Linked DNA regions of Homo sapiens: region 1 is linked to region 2. The links are chromatin contacts, found by Hi-C or POLR2A ChIA-PET in ENCODE. All regions are on one chromosome and are shown on one strand. Each heading gives the region's core, a stretch centred on a gene start or an enhancer-like site at or near the end of the contact. The rest is flanking DNA. Distances are from core to core; before and after follow the strand shown. Region 1 holds the start of TMEM150A (transmembrane protein 150A). Region 2 has its middle 25 kb from the start of KCMF1.

Region 1 (7,189 bases), core at 2,348-4,847, 660 kb before region 2:
GTCCGGTGCTGTGGCGTACAGTGGCAACAGCATTAGACTAAGTGGAACATCCCAGCAGGCTGCTTTAGAATCCGCTCATTTGACTAGATACGATGTAATTGGCTGTCTTTAAAAAACGCGCACACACACACAATCTGATAGGCATATCTCATGCCCATTCAATATGGAATGTTCTTCGCTTGCTGAATTTAAGCCTGTATTTTAAGGTTTTGTGGTTCCTCGGCCACAATGGGTGATGTCACTGATAGAACGAAGCTGAGTTTCCAAGGGTTTGGGGCTGTGCAAGAGTAAACACTAGAGCTTGAGTTGTTATCCAGCTGGCAAGCACGGAAGTCTTTGAAGAATGTAATGTAAAAAGGGAAAAGAATGTAAAGCTTTTTGTACCAAATGAGAGTTGGAGCCCAGCCAACAAATGCTTTTCCCTGTGTAAAAGTCTCTCTGGAAGGGACATTCCATCTCCATGGTGCACTCTGAGGGGCACTGTCAACTAGAGATTGGCCCCATCCAGGTGGGAGGAACCCCTTTGGGATGGTGAGTATCCAATCTGCTGTGCATTTGACAGGATCTCTGAATGGCTAGGTAATGGATCCCAAGCAGGCTCACAAATTTAAATGAGGGCTTTGTGTGCAGAAAGAGGAATAAGTACAGATTATTTTCCTACCACTAGATTTTTGGGGAGAGTCACCATGGAATGTTGACAATTACTTAAAATATTTTAAGCTCCCTTGCTGAATTCCTGTCCTGTCCCTGAGGAATCAGATGGTCATACAGCCATAGGCACCCACCCGAAATTTCCCTAGGAGTTGGAGTAATGCTAGAATTGAAGACCTTCTGAGTAAAGGGCTTCTCTGCCTTCTCAGAGGCAGGAGAATTTGCACTGGTTGTGTTAAATGTATAAAAAGCTATATGTTCACCAGTTTACTCATTTCCAATGTGTAGATGAATAAAATGTAGTGTACAAATTATTTGAAAATCCCAGAAGGAAGGTACTTTTCAAATACAGTATTTTTTTTAACAAATAAACTTACGATTTTTACAGCACTGTTTTTGCCAAGAGTTGTGAAATAACTTGTGTACTTGGGGAAGTGGAGGTTAAATACCTGCCCTAAAGTCATTCCACCACCGAGTCAGCACTGGAAATCTCATCTCTTGCTTTGCCACACTATTTTAAGAGCTGTCCCTGTTGGAACATAACAACTAGACAGACTCATGTAGCATTAGAGTTGGAAGGTCTTTTTAAAGACATCTGGTCCTACTTCTTACATGATACACAATTCCCCCTACCAACTACCTATGAAGAGCCCTTCTGTCATACGGAGCTCCATCCTGGGATAATTCTATTTTAGGAACTATTAGATTGTCATACTAAGCCAAAAGCTGCCTCATGTCCCGGATCTGGACTACTATGCCTTGCCCCCACATCATGTTAGAACTTGAGTAGTCCTCTCAGGCCTTCATCTTGATTGGATAGGGACTCAAACCCAGCTCAAGAAGATATAGTGTTAAGAATTGCAAAGCTTCCAATTAGGGTTCACAGCCCCATTGGGCAGATAAGGTGCCTACGCAGTGGGAATGCAGTTGGGCAGGAAGATGGTTCCTGTCAATTAGCAAGGAAGCACACCCTTGTCCTGAGGCACAAAGCATAGCCAGCGGCAGGTGAGCTGGATTTTATCCCCCACTGGTTTATTCAGCCAGGTGTGCTTGTACAGTGATCACTACACAGCCATACTTCTTGGCCCTGTTTTAACTACTTGTCCTAATGTGTTTAAGGACAGGGCTCTCCCGCTGGGCACGGTGGTTCACATCTGTAATCCCAGCACTTTGAGAGGCCAAGGCGAGCGGATCACCTGAGGTCAGGAGTTCAAGAGCAGCCTGACCAACATGGTGAAACCCCGTCTCTACTAAAAATATAAAAAAATTAGCTGGGCATGGTGGCAGGCACCTGTAATCCCAGCTACTCGGGAGGCTGAGGCACAAGAATCACTTGAACACAGGAGGCAGAGGTAACAGTGAGCCGAGATTGCACCATTGCATTCCAGCCTGGGCAACAAGTGAAACTCTGTCTCAAAAGAAAAAGGGCTCTCCAACAGGTTTTCTGCTTCCATTTCTGCTTTCCACTGGGTCCAAGAAGGTTTCTCCCTCTTCAAGTCATTGTGCAGTTTATTCTGCTCTACTTCTCTAAAGCACAGGACCCTGTTGTTTCACATAGCCTTTGCCTCACCAGTGTTGCCAAACTTCAGCTCCCCACGCTGGGCAACCTGCGCCTGTGCACCATTCAGGTGATGATCTGTCATCTCACAAGGGCTCCAACAGATGCTGGGACCGCCTTTGAGACAGAATGCCAGGCACACTTCTGATATGTGAAAGTATTTCCACCCTTGCAATAATTTAAGAAACATCCGGGCCAGGCGCAGTGGCCCACGCCTGTAATCCCAGCACTTTGGGAGGCCGAGGCGGGCGGATCACGAGGTCAGGAGATCGAGACCATCCTGGCTAACATGGTGAAACCCCGTCTCTACTAAAAATACAAAAAAATTAGCCGGGTGAGGTGGCGGGCGCCTGTAGTTCCCAGCTACTCGGGAGGCTGAGGCAGGAGAATGGCGTGAACCCGTGAGGCGGAGCTTACAGTGAGCCGAGATCGCGCCACTGCACTCCAGCCTGGGCGACAGAGCGAGACTCCGTCTCAAAAAAAAAAAAAAGAAAAAGAAAAAGTAAAAAAAAAAGAAACATCCAGGAATGCACTCATAGCCTGTAAGTTTTTGGTGAAGCTGGTCAGTAATTTTTCCCACACTATCCTGTTTCCTTTTCCCAGATTCCTCCGGGTCTCTCACCTTCCCCTCTTTGCTTACCAACACTGGCCATGTTAATCCTTACCTACTCTACACTGACACCTACATGTGTCTATTTAGAATGGATGTCCTCTGGTCTCTGCCGTCTTATTTCAAATAAGTGTTGATCAGTCGGGAAACACGTCTTGGACACTGATTTCTGGCTAGTACATTGTGTACTTGTATGCAGGAAAGCAAAAAGTATCTAATGAAAGCAGCCCTCCTCCGGAGTTTGCTGAGCCACAGGAACCATAAGCCAAATCCCAGGCGCTTGGATTTCTTAAGAAACAGCCAAGTCTTTGTGTCTGCTTCTCTGGACCCACCGCAGCCCTGGCCAGAGGCAGGCATGGGGCGCCACGTTGAGAGAGCTTCCTAGAGGACTCACCGTTGGCCGGTGCAGGCTGCAAAATGTGCGCAGTGGCGGAGAGACGCTCCTCCAGCCATGTGCACGGCGACAATCCCAGGTAGAGCTGGAATGCAGGCTGCCCCGAGATCCCCACCTGCTGACGCTTCCCCGGCAGGAATCGGTTAAACGGAACCTCTAGTCATCTCGGTTTTAGAGCGGTCTTCACGCCACAGCCCTCCGCGCCCAGGTCCTCCGAAGTTGGGACACCGCCCACGTTTCCCCCGTGACGCGGGCGCGGGGGCTCGGGAGTTGTAGTCTCGGGCAGGGCGCGGGCACCGAGGCCGGGGCTGCGCGGACTCCACGTCCCGGCGGGCGGCGCGGCGAGGCCTGGGGCCTCCAGGGGCGGGGCCGCTCGGCCCTTTAAACCTTTCAGGGCTGCTCCGAGGGCCGCAGCTAGAGTCGGCGCCACGAGGGGGCCGAGCAGGGTGCGGCGGCGGCGGGGCGCTCCGGGGAGGTGCGTACTGGGCTCCTTCCCTTCCTCCGGGCTTCCAGGAATCACCTGGGGACTCTCGCGTCCCGGGTCCTGGGGGGTCGCCGGCCGCAGGGTCCGGCCCCAGCCGGGGTCCCCGCGCCCAGGCGAGCGGGGGCCGGGCCGGGCTGGGCTTTCCGCGTGAACCCGCCCCTCGCCCAGGGCGCCGATGGTCAGGTGGTTGCCTGCGCGCCGCCGACTCGCCACCGCTCCACTGGGCCGGCACCCAGCCTCTCCTTGGCGTGGCCTCTTCGGTTGTCCAGCCCTTCTCCCAGCCCTGGTCCCTCAGAAGGAGGGTAACTCCCTTCCAGATGTTACGGTCCGCCTGCGTCTCTCAGCACGCCGGTGGCATTTGGGTTGACCGCGGAGGCCCCCAGTGCCAGAGGGTGTTCACGTTCTGCCGTGGGCTCAGCCCAAACTTTGGACGCTCAGAGACCCAACGGGAGCGCTGGATAAGGTGTTGACCCCCTTCCCCTCCCCCTTCCCGGCCAGTTACCCACTCCTGGACTTTGATCTCTCTCCACCAGGCCAGGACAGCTGATGGTTGTGGCAGAAACATCTCAAGGTAGCTGGTCCGCCCCCACTTCCCCATCTACCTCTTGTCCTCCCCCCAACACCACCACCACCCTGGCTCCCCTCCCTCATGACCGCCTGGATCCTCCTGCCTGTCAGCCTGTCAGCGTTCTCCATCACTGGCATATGGACTGTGTGAGTAAAGGGGGGTGCCCGGGGGGCAACAGGAGCTTGATGACGCACACAAAGTCTCTTGTCCTGTCATAGCCACGGTGGTACCCAGGGTCACTCTGGGTGTCTCAAAAGCCTGACTTGGTGCCTGGGCACACAGCCCCTTGGGACAAGCTGGCACCACTGCTGTCCAGCAGGGTGGCCCTGACAAATATACTTCTAGCCAGGGCAATTTCCAGAGGGCCTGTAGCTGGGGGCATGCTGCAGGTGCTGGTGTGGCATCAAGCCTTAGGGACCTCAACTTGAGTCCCCAGCAACAATAATGAGGCTGAATGGGGCCAGAAATCAAGGTTGAAGAGAAGGGTCATGGGGTGGGTTGAGTGGGGCTCGGGAAGGCTGCCAGGGTGACAGTTCTGTTCCCACAGGTATGCCATGGCTGTGATGAACCACCATGTATGCCCTGTGGAGAACTGGTATGAAGGACTCTGCAGACAACCTTGCTCTAAAGCTTCCTTCATCTCTGTCCCCTCTTGGGCCTGAGGCTGCCACGAGCCAGACTGCAACCCTGAGCCTCACTGCTCTTCTCTGAAATTGGTCCCCAGGCATGGCTTCTTGCCACCTACCCACTTCCCACTATCCCTTTGCCCCTTTGGTTACTGCTTCAGGCGGGCACTGGGGAGTGGGATCTTCTGTCCCTGTAGGGGAGGTCTGGGAGAGAGTCCTCTTTGAGGCCTGAGGCTATAGGCCAAGGGCCTGGGGGCAGTCCCTTCCCCCAGTCTACTCCCTGTCCTGCCTGCCAGGTCCTACAACGAGTCCTGCCCTCCTGACCCTGCTGAGCAAGGGGGTCCCAAGACCTGCTGCACCCTGGACGATGTCCCCCTCATCAGGTAAGGCCTGGACATTGGGCCGGTCAGGGAGATCTAAGGGCCTCCCAGACAGCCCCTCAAGCAAAGAGCTGTCCTTGGGTCTCAGGAACAATAAGTATCCTAAGAGCCACTTAATAACAACACTACTTGACAGTTACTGTGGGGCAGGCACTCTGCTGAGTGCTTTATATGCATTGTCTCTTTTCATCCTCCCAGGAGTGAGGCAGGTATTGTTTTCACCATTTTATAGGTGAGGAAACAGGCTCAGTCTTCCTCATCCAGGTCACACAGCTAATAAGCGGAGGCACCTGGATTTAAGCTGGAGCCCTCAGATTGCCCAGCCCGTGTTCTGGCTCAAGGATAGCCAAACCAGCCGCAGGGCTCAGCAAAGAGTGTCAGGGTTGCCCGAACACTCCTGGGCACTCCCTTCTCTCTCACACACATGAGCTCTGCTTTGGGGGCCCAGCCTGGAACCAGTTGTTCATGAGGGACCCTGGATCTTCACATAAATCAGTGGCCTGCCTGCTAAGGAGCAGGTGCAGGTAAAGCAGGGGAGAGCCAGTGAGCCAAAATGGGGGCCCCCCGGGCCTCCTGCACCCCTCTTACTCTGTCCTTCCCCCTCCTCGCAGCAAGTGTGGCTCCTATCCCCCAGAAAGCTGCCTCTTCAGCCTCATTGGCAACATGGGTGCTTTCATGGGTGAGTTGTACCCTTAGCCCTGACCCTGCGTGCCCAGCCCAGTGATCCCCACACAGAAAGGCCCAGGAAGCCCTTCTGTGCAGCCCTCCCCACCAAGGGCTAAGGCAATAGAGGCAGCTTCTCCCCTTCCTTGAAGGCCAAAAGCTGACTCCCACACAGCCACCCTGCTGGCTGGAGCCTGAGGAAACCTAGTTCACCACCCGCCTGTCTGTTCCTTTCTGCCCCTCAGAAGGGGCAGGAGCACCACAGCGTCTGGGGGAAGCTGACAGGCTCGCTGGGCAGGGCCAGGGCTGGAGGAAGGCCTCAACTGTGCTCTCCTCCCCCAGTGGCCCTGATCTGCCTCCTGCGCTACGGGCAGCTCCTGGAGCAGAGTCGGCACTCTTGGGTTAACACCACGGCACTCATCACAGGCTGCACCAACGCTGCGGGCCTCTTGGTGGTTGGCAACTTTCAGGTGCTTCCCCTTCTCCCCTGCAAACCTTAAACTTTACCTAACAAGGCCTGGCTGCCTGCAGTGTGGCACCTCAAGGTTGGGGCTGGAAAGAGGGAGAGGAAGGAAGAGGGAGAGAGGAGATTCATTGAAGGAGGGGTGGAGAGGTGGGGCCATGGCCACATCACCAACTGGCCCTTCTCTGGGCCCAGGTGGATCATGCCAGGTCTCTGCACTACGTTGGAGCTGGCGTGGCCTTCCCTGCGGGGCTGCTCTTTGTTTGCCTGCACTGTGCTCTCTCCTACCAAGGGGCCACCGCCCCGCTGGACCTGGCTGTGGCCTATCTGCGAAGTGTGCTGGCTGTCATCGCCTTTATCACCCTGGTCCTCAGTATCCTTTCAGGACGGGGCAGCCAGGAACTCATCCTCTAGCTCAACCTTTCTCCCTCCCAAGAGGATGGGGGGTGGAGGCCTAACACTGCCATGTGGGGGAGAGGACTAACACCTCTCCCTTTGGAGAGGTGAGGCCTGAGACTGCAGAAGGGGTGTTGCCAGGTTTCCGTATGTCCTACTGAACATTTCCTTAGCCTCGTTTTAGGTGGAGTCTTCTTTGTCCATGAGAGTTCTCAGCTGCAACATGGGGCAGCCCTGTGTGAGTGGGTGTGTGTCATCGATATCCTCATTTTCTATGGCACCTTCAGCTACGAGTTTGGGGCAGTCTCCTCAGACACACTGGTGGCTGCACTGCAGCCTACCCCTGGCCGGGCCTGCAAGTCCTCCGGGAGCAGCAGCACCTCCACCCACCTCAAC
Region 2 (6,920 bases), core at 1,712-4,211:
TTTGAGATTGTTTGCTAATGCTGAACAAATGGAAACAATTTAAATGTTATTAACAGGGACTGGCTAAATAAAGCATGATACAGCCATATATTGCACAGGTTGGCATACTTTTTCTGTAACGAGCTAGATAGTAAACTCTCCGGGCATTGTAGGCCACAGTCTCTGATGCAACCTTTCAATTCTGCTACTATAGTGCAAAAGCAGGCTGAGACTCTATGGAAAGGAATAGGCATGGCTATGTTCCCATACAACTTCTTTTAGGTGCTGGGCCATATTTGGTCTAGAGGCCATACTTTGCTGACCCTAATATAATAAGTCTTACTATGTGACCATTAAAAAGAACCAAATAGAATTATATGTACTGACAAAGATATCCATCAAGTTGTTTTTTTGTTTTGTTTTGTTGAGATGGAGTCTCGCTCTTGTTGCCCAGGCTGGAGTGCAATGGCGTGATCTCAGCTCACTGCAACCTCCGCCTCCCAGGTTCAAGTGATTTTCCAGACAGCCTCCTGAGTAGCTGGGATTACAGGCGTGCGCCACTACACCCAGCTAATTTTTGTATTTTTAGTAGAGATGGGGTTTCACTATATGTTGGCCAGGCTGGTCTCTAACTCCTAACCTCAAGTGATCCGCCCACCTCGGCCTCCCAAAGTGCTGGGATTACAGGTGTGAGCCATCACACCTGACCCCATCAGGTGTTTTTTTTCTTTTTGTTTTTGTTTTGTTTTTTTTTTTTTTTAAAAAGAATATAAGGCCAGGTGTGGTGGCTCACGCCTGTAATCCCAGCACTTTGGGAGGCTGAAGCGGGCGGATCACTTGAGGTCAGGGGTTCAAGACCAGCCTGACCAACATGGTGAAAACCTGTCTCTACTAAAAAATACCAAAAAATTAGCCAGCCGTGGTGGTGCGCTTCTGTAATCCCAGCTACTCGAGAGGCTGAGGCAGGAGAATCGCTTGAACCTGGGAGGCGGAGGTTGCAGTGAGCCGAGATCGTGCCACTTCACTTCAGCCTGGGTGACAGAGCGAGACTCTGCCTCAAAAAACAAAACAAAACAAAACCAACCAAACAAAAAATATATATATAGCTGGGCATGGTGGCTCACGCCTGTAACCCTAACACTTTGGGAGGCTGAGGTGGGTGGATCACCTGAGGTCAGGAGTTCAAGACCAGCCTGACCAACATGGTGAAACCCCGTCTCTACTAAAAATACAAAATTAGCTTGGTGTGGTGGTACATGCCTGTAATCCCAGCTACTCGAGAGGCCGAGGCAGGAGAATCGCTTGAACCCAGGAGGTGGAGGTTGCAGTGAGCCGAGATCAGGCAATGGCCTGATCTCCAGCCTGGGTGACAGAGCAAGACTCTGTCTCAAAAAAAAAAAAAAAAAGAAAGAAAAAAAAGAATAAGAATGTATAGGCTGAGCATGGTGGCTCACGCCTATAACCCCGGTACTTTGTGAGGCCAAGGTGAGAGGATCGCATGAGCCCAGGAGTTTGTGACCAGCCTGGGCAACATAGTGAGACCTTGTCTCTACTAATATCAAAAACAAAAAACAACAAAAACAAAACAAAAAGTATATATATATATATGCATGTACATTTTTTGGAGGGGGAGGAGAAGGGGTCAAAGTTACACACACAGACACTTGTGTTTCTATAGGCTGACAGGACACAGGAGTCACACCAATTTGGGACCCATAGGCACTTTTTCTTACGTTATTGTTTGAATGTTGTACAATGAGAGAGCTTGGTTTTTGAAATAATTAAATGTAATTGAATTGAGATTTGTTTTGTTTCGTTTTTTTGAGACAGGGTCTCACTCTGTTGCCCAGGCTGGAGTGCAGTGGTGAGATCATGGCTCACCGTAGGTTCCACCTCCTGGGCTCAAACAGTCCTCCTGCCTCAGCCTCCCGAGTAGCTGGGACTAAAGGTGCATGCCACCACGTCTGGCTAATTTTTTGATTTTTATTTTTTTGTAGAGATGGGGTCCTACTATGTTGCCCAGGCTGGTCTCAAACTCCTGGAGAATTGGGCTTAACCAGTCCTCCTGCCTTGGACTCCCAAAGAGCTAGGATTACAGGCGTGAGCCATCACGCCTGACTGGGATTTGTTTTTAAAGTTCCAAAGAGCTTTACTAGTCTTAATCGTAATGTACATAAACTTGTATTCTATGTAAAATATAACAACTTCACAATCATAATAACCATACAGCCATCATTAGCACAGCGCCTCTAACCCACAGCCTCTTACGATTATAAATGGGAGTTCAGATAGATCCATGGACGCAGGGGAGGTTTGGTTGAGGAGCCAGGTCAGAGTCTTGGTTGGAAACACATGCAACTGTATCTGGAACCAGGGTCTGAGGCGAGCTGGGGACAGAGGGACCTCACTTCCAGCCTTCTCTATCAGCAACCCTCTAACATAGAGCTATTTCCAGGTCTAAAGGGTCTCAGAAATGTTCCAACAGCTTCTAGCTTCCTGGGCATTAGCTGCATTTTCACCTACCGGTAGCCCTAGTTCCTCATTTGCCAAAGGCCCACTGCAGGCCGGGCCCTGGTGCCAGCAGAGGAGGTCTGCACCCTCACAGCTGTAGCAGGAGGGAGACGTGCAGAGAGGTGAAGCTCACGGCCCTGGAATACGTGCACCACGGAGGTGAGTGCAAGTGGGTGGGGACTTTGTGGAACAAGTCACATCTGAGTCACTCTGAAGTATGAATAGGAGTCCACCTCATCAACCAAGGCAGGGCAGGAAATTCCAGGCAGACAGTAGTGCAGGGATGAAGGTCCAGAGACGGAAATACTTTTGAAGGCACCATATGAAGTTTATGAACAGAGGTGGAGCTGAGACACCACAGATCAGAAAGGGGAACCAGCAGAGGGTAGCAAGCAGGGGAGACAGGAAGTCAAATTTGAGCTTTAGGGAGATTTTTCTGATGGTAGGGGAGGAGAATGTGTGGGTAGAGCAGTTACTGGCCTCTTGTCCGTATAAGAAGTAATGTGGGCCTGGACTTGGAGCAGAAGTGATTCAGACCTTGCTCGCCTCGCCTCTGAGCCATATTCAAAGCTGCCCTACCAGCCTGCTGTGTCCTCTCCCCTCCCCTCCCCTCCCCTCCTCCCTCCCCTCCCTTCCCCTCTCACCTCCCCTCTCCCCTCCTCTCCCCTCCCCTCTCCCCTCCCCTCCCCTCGTATACTGTTGGTGTGCCAGCTCTCCTTTAGTCTTCAAACTTAAAGCTTGGGTGTCACCCACATCAAGAAAAGTCTATTGACTGGGTGTGGTGGCTCATGCCTGTAATCCCAGCTACTCAGGAGGCTGAGGCCGGGGGATCCCTTGAGCCCAGGAGTTCAAGGTTGCAGTGAACTATGATCACACCACTGCACTCCAGCCTGGGTGACGGAGCAAGACCCTGTCTCAAACAAAGCAAAACAAAAAACCCCAAAAAACTCCACTGATGTCCCCACCCCATCCCCCACCATTCCCGAGCTTGGTCAGGGACCCCTGCCCTGGACTCTATGATGCTCTGTGCATTTCTTTTCTTTTCTTTTCTTTTTTTTTTTTTTTTTTTTGAGACAGAGTCTCACTGTGTCATCCAAGCTGGAGTGCAGTAGTGCGATCTCGGCTTGCTGCAATCTCTGCCTCCCAGGTTCAAGTGATTCTCCTGCTTTAGCCTCCTGAGTAGCCAGGATTACAGGCATGTGCCACCACGCCCAGCTAATTTTGTATTTTTAGTAGAGACAGGGTTTCACCATGTTGGTCAGGCTGGTCTCGAACCCCTGACCTCATGATCCGCCCACCTCGGCCTCCCAAAGTGATGGGATTACAGGCATGAGCCACCACGCCCAGCAGCTCTATGCATTTCTGAGTGTGAATCCCATTGCTTTATGATTGTGTTCTGGTTTTTGTTTTACCACTAGATTGTGATTTTCCTACCAGGTCTCATTCATTCTTCTGACTCCAATGCCTATCACAAAGCCTGGCACAGAGAAGATAAGAGCAAATATTTGTGATTGAATGAGTAAATGATGAATGAAAAGTGAAGACGGGAGATGAGAGAGGTATTTGGAGGTGGAATCAGGGTAACTTGGCAAGTGATTGGCAGGGATAGTGCAGAGGGTGGGTGGTGAGAGGGTGGCATCGAAGATGACTCCAGGTTTTCTGGTTTGGGAGTAGGGGAGCTCTGAACTGTTTTTATTCACAATACTTCTGCCACCAAATGTGTGAGTTTTTTCTTATACTGACCAGTTATTCAACTCTCCAGATACCAATTGGGTATCCAACAAATCAATTCCATTCTGACATTATCTACCTAGAATTAGTGTCAATGCCACCAAAGAGCTCCATCCCGCAAGACTGCCCTGATTTCAGATGTCGGTTGCTGGTACCAGGTTACCATCTGTATTTCTAACCAACCAGCTATAGAAGTCCTAGGTTACCACAACCCCCTCTTCATGTTCAATAATTTGCCAGAATGGCTCACAGAACTCGGAAACACTTTCGTTAGGCTTACCACTTTATGATCAAGGACATATGCTCAGAGACAGCCAGGTGGAAGCATAGGGCATGGTATTGGAGGGGCACGCAGGGCTTCTATGTCTCCTCTGGGCAGGCCGCCCTCCTAGCACTTCAGTGTGTTCACCAACTGGAAGCTCCCCGAATCTCATCATTTAGGGGTTTTTATGGAGGTTTCATTACACAGGCACAATTGATGAAATCATTGACCAATGCTGATTGACTCAATCACCAGCCCCTTTTCCTTCCTGGAGGTCTGGGGATGAGCTGAAAGTTCCAATTCTGTCATGCCTTGGTCTCTCTGGTGACCAGCCCCCATCCTCAAGCTATGTCGGGGACCCCCAGCCACCAGGCACCTTATTAGCACACAAAAGATATCATTCCAGGGATTCCAAGGGTTATAGGAGCTGCGTGCAAAGACTGAGGACAAAGACAGAATACATATTTACCACAGGAGGTGCTGGTGCCATTAGCCAACATGGGAGATATGAGAAGAGGAGCAGATGCCGGGCGCAGAGGCTCACGCCTGTAATCCCAGCACTTTGGGAGGCTGAGGCAGGTGGATCACCTGAGGTTGGGAGTTCAAGACCAGCCTGACCAACATGGAGAAACCCTGTCGCTACTAAAATTAGCTGGGCATTGTGGCGCATGCCTGTAGTCCCAGCTACTCAGGAGGCTGAGGCACTAGAATCGCTTGAACCCGGGAGGTTGTGGTGAGCTGAGACTGGGCCATTGCACTCTAGCCTGGGCAATAAAAATGAAACTCCGACTCAGAAAAAGAAAAAAAAAAAAGAAGAGGAGCAGATATGGGAAGGAAGATAGTTTCAGTTATCTACTGTGTCGGTGACACAAACAACAACAATTATTTATTTATTTATTTATTTATTTTTTGAGAGAGTCTTGCTCTGTCACCCAGGCTGGAGGGCAGTGGCGCAATCTCGGCTCACTGTAACCCCTCCTTCTCCCAGGTTCAAGCGATTCTCCTGCCTCAGCCTCCCGAGTAGCTGGGATTACAGGCGAGCACCACCAAACCCCACTACTTTTTCATATTTTTAGTAGAGACGGGCTTTTACCCTGTTAGCCAGGCTGGTCTCAAACTCCTGACCTCAGGTGATTCACCCGCCTTGGCCTCCCAAAGTGCTGGGATTACAGGCAAGAGCCACCGCACCCAGCCTTTAACAATCATTTATTATGTCTCCTGGTAATTGGGGGGGACTGGCACATTCATTCCCACTCCTGGACCAAGTTGACAACCCCAGCTTGGCTTGGCTTCTGACTGACCCATTTCCCTTTCTCTCCCATATGTTTACATACCTGTTGTATCTCAGTGGAGGCAGAATGCCTTTTATTGACCTTGTTTCACCCATGTATCTATGGATCTTTCCTCTCAGTCTTCATCGGGGGGCCTCTTACCTGTATGCAGACCTATAGCTCAGGCCTCCAGCAGCTTTGTGAAATAAAATTTGTCATGTGACTGATCTTCTATAGTCAGAGAGAACAGAGAATATATGCTAGAGCTCTTTCTCACATGTAACTGAAAGCCTCACTTTAGGCATGACTGGATCTAGGGATGTAAATGTGGCAAGGCCCTTGATTTCACTCCCTGATGATTCAGTCTCACTTCCTATCTCTCAGCTCTATTCTTGGGGGGGTTCTCTGTGTGGTGGCAAAAAATGGTGATAGTAGGCCAGGTGCAGTGGCTCACGCCTGTAATCCCAGCACTTTAGGAGGCCGAGGCAGGCTGATCACTTGAGGTCAGCAGTTCAAGACCAGTCTGGCCAACGTGGTAAAGCCCCATCTCCTACTAAAAATACAAAAATTAGCCGGGCGTGGTGGTGGACGCCTGTAATCCCAGCTACTCAGGAGGCTGAGGCACCAGAATCGCTTGAGCCCGGGAGGCAGAGGTTGGTGAGCTGAGATCACACCACTGCATTCCAGCCTGGGCAACAGAGCGAGACTCCATCTAAAAAAAAAATGGTAATAGTAGTTCCAACTCATTCCTTTCCAGATCAAGTCAAGCCAAAAAGGGCAAGCCTTTTATCCACAGGTGCCTGCAGCAGTGCTGAGAGTCACTCTGATGGGGCCAGTAGGGTCATTTGCTGGCCCCTGAATGGATCTCTGAGGTCAGGAACCTGCAGCAGGGTCTTGTGCTGGAGAAAGAGGGGTGGGGAACAAGCAACAAGTATTCACTTTAAGGGGCAATGCTCTGAAATCCCTCCCCTATGCAGATGGAGCTCAGACCACCAGTCCAGTGCCTGGCACATTGTAGCCCTCAAGAAATACTTCTACTTCTAAAAAGATGGCACCACAGAGCCATGACTAGGATTCTGAGACAGAAGCTATGTCCTGGCCTTGTGGCCAGTGTGGGCCCAGTGAGCGGAAGATACCTGCTGGCTGAGTCAGGATACTCTACACGC

The links. A loop is a pair of places that touch in the nucleus more often than their neighbours do. ChIA-PET counts read pairs that join two places held with the same protein, here RNA polymerase II (POLR2A). Pooled maps may share reads with other maps.
Region 1: a pooled map shows a loop between it and region 2 (2.2-fold over the local background). The contact joins the promoter of TMEM150A here to the enhancer-like site in region 2. A Hi-C loop is called at or near these places in 1 of 37 single-sample maps with no recorded cell type and 3 of 50 pooled maps. POLR2A ChIA-PET finds 5 or more read pairs at or near these places in 3 of 52 experiments (OCI-LY7, PC-9 and activated B cell).

The regions. Positions count from the first base shown.
Region 1 is chr2:85,599,106-85,606,294 of GRCh38, reverse strand. TMEM150A (transmembrane protein 150A) reads left to right here and starts at 3,597. Exons shown (of 8, transcript NM_001031738.3): 1 at 3,597-3,688; 2 at 4,231-4,411; 3 at 4,813-4,860; 4 at 5,188-5,274; 5 at 5,883-5,950; 6 at 6,277-6,404; 7 at 6,593-6,770; 8 at 6,978-7,189. The coding sequence starts at 4,347. It overlaps C2orf68 (chromosome 2 open reading frame 68), which reads left to right. Exons shown (of 4, transcript NM_001013649.4): 4 at 1-1,041. It also overlaps a transcript of USP39 not described here. RefSeq lists silencers at 3,388-3,967, 4,068-4,127.
Region 2 is chr2:84,942,357-84,949,276 of GRCh38, reverse strand. No RefSeq gene overlaps it. Among named protein-coding and RNA genes, the nearest start is that of KCMF1, 25 kb to the left of the region's middle. RefSeq lists enhancers at 2,694-2,863, 5,889-5,978 and a silencer at 3,034-3,183. Within about 2 kb of position 2,961, at least 20 of the 41 ENCODE cell types and tissues checked have a DNase peak (open chromatin) inside an H3K27ac peak, as active enhancers do; they include OCI-LY7 and PC-9, where a contact is called at or near this core.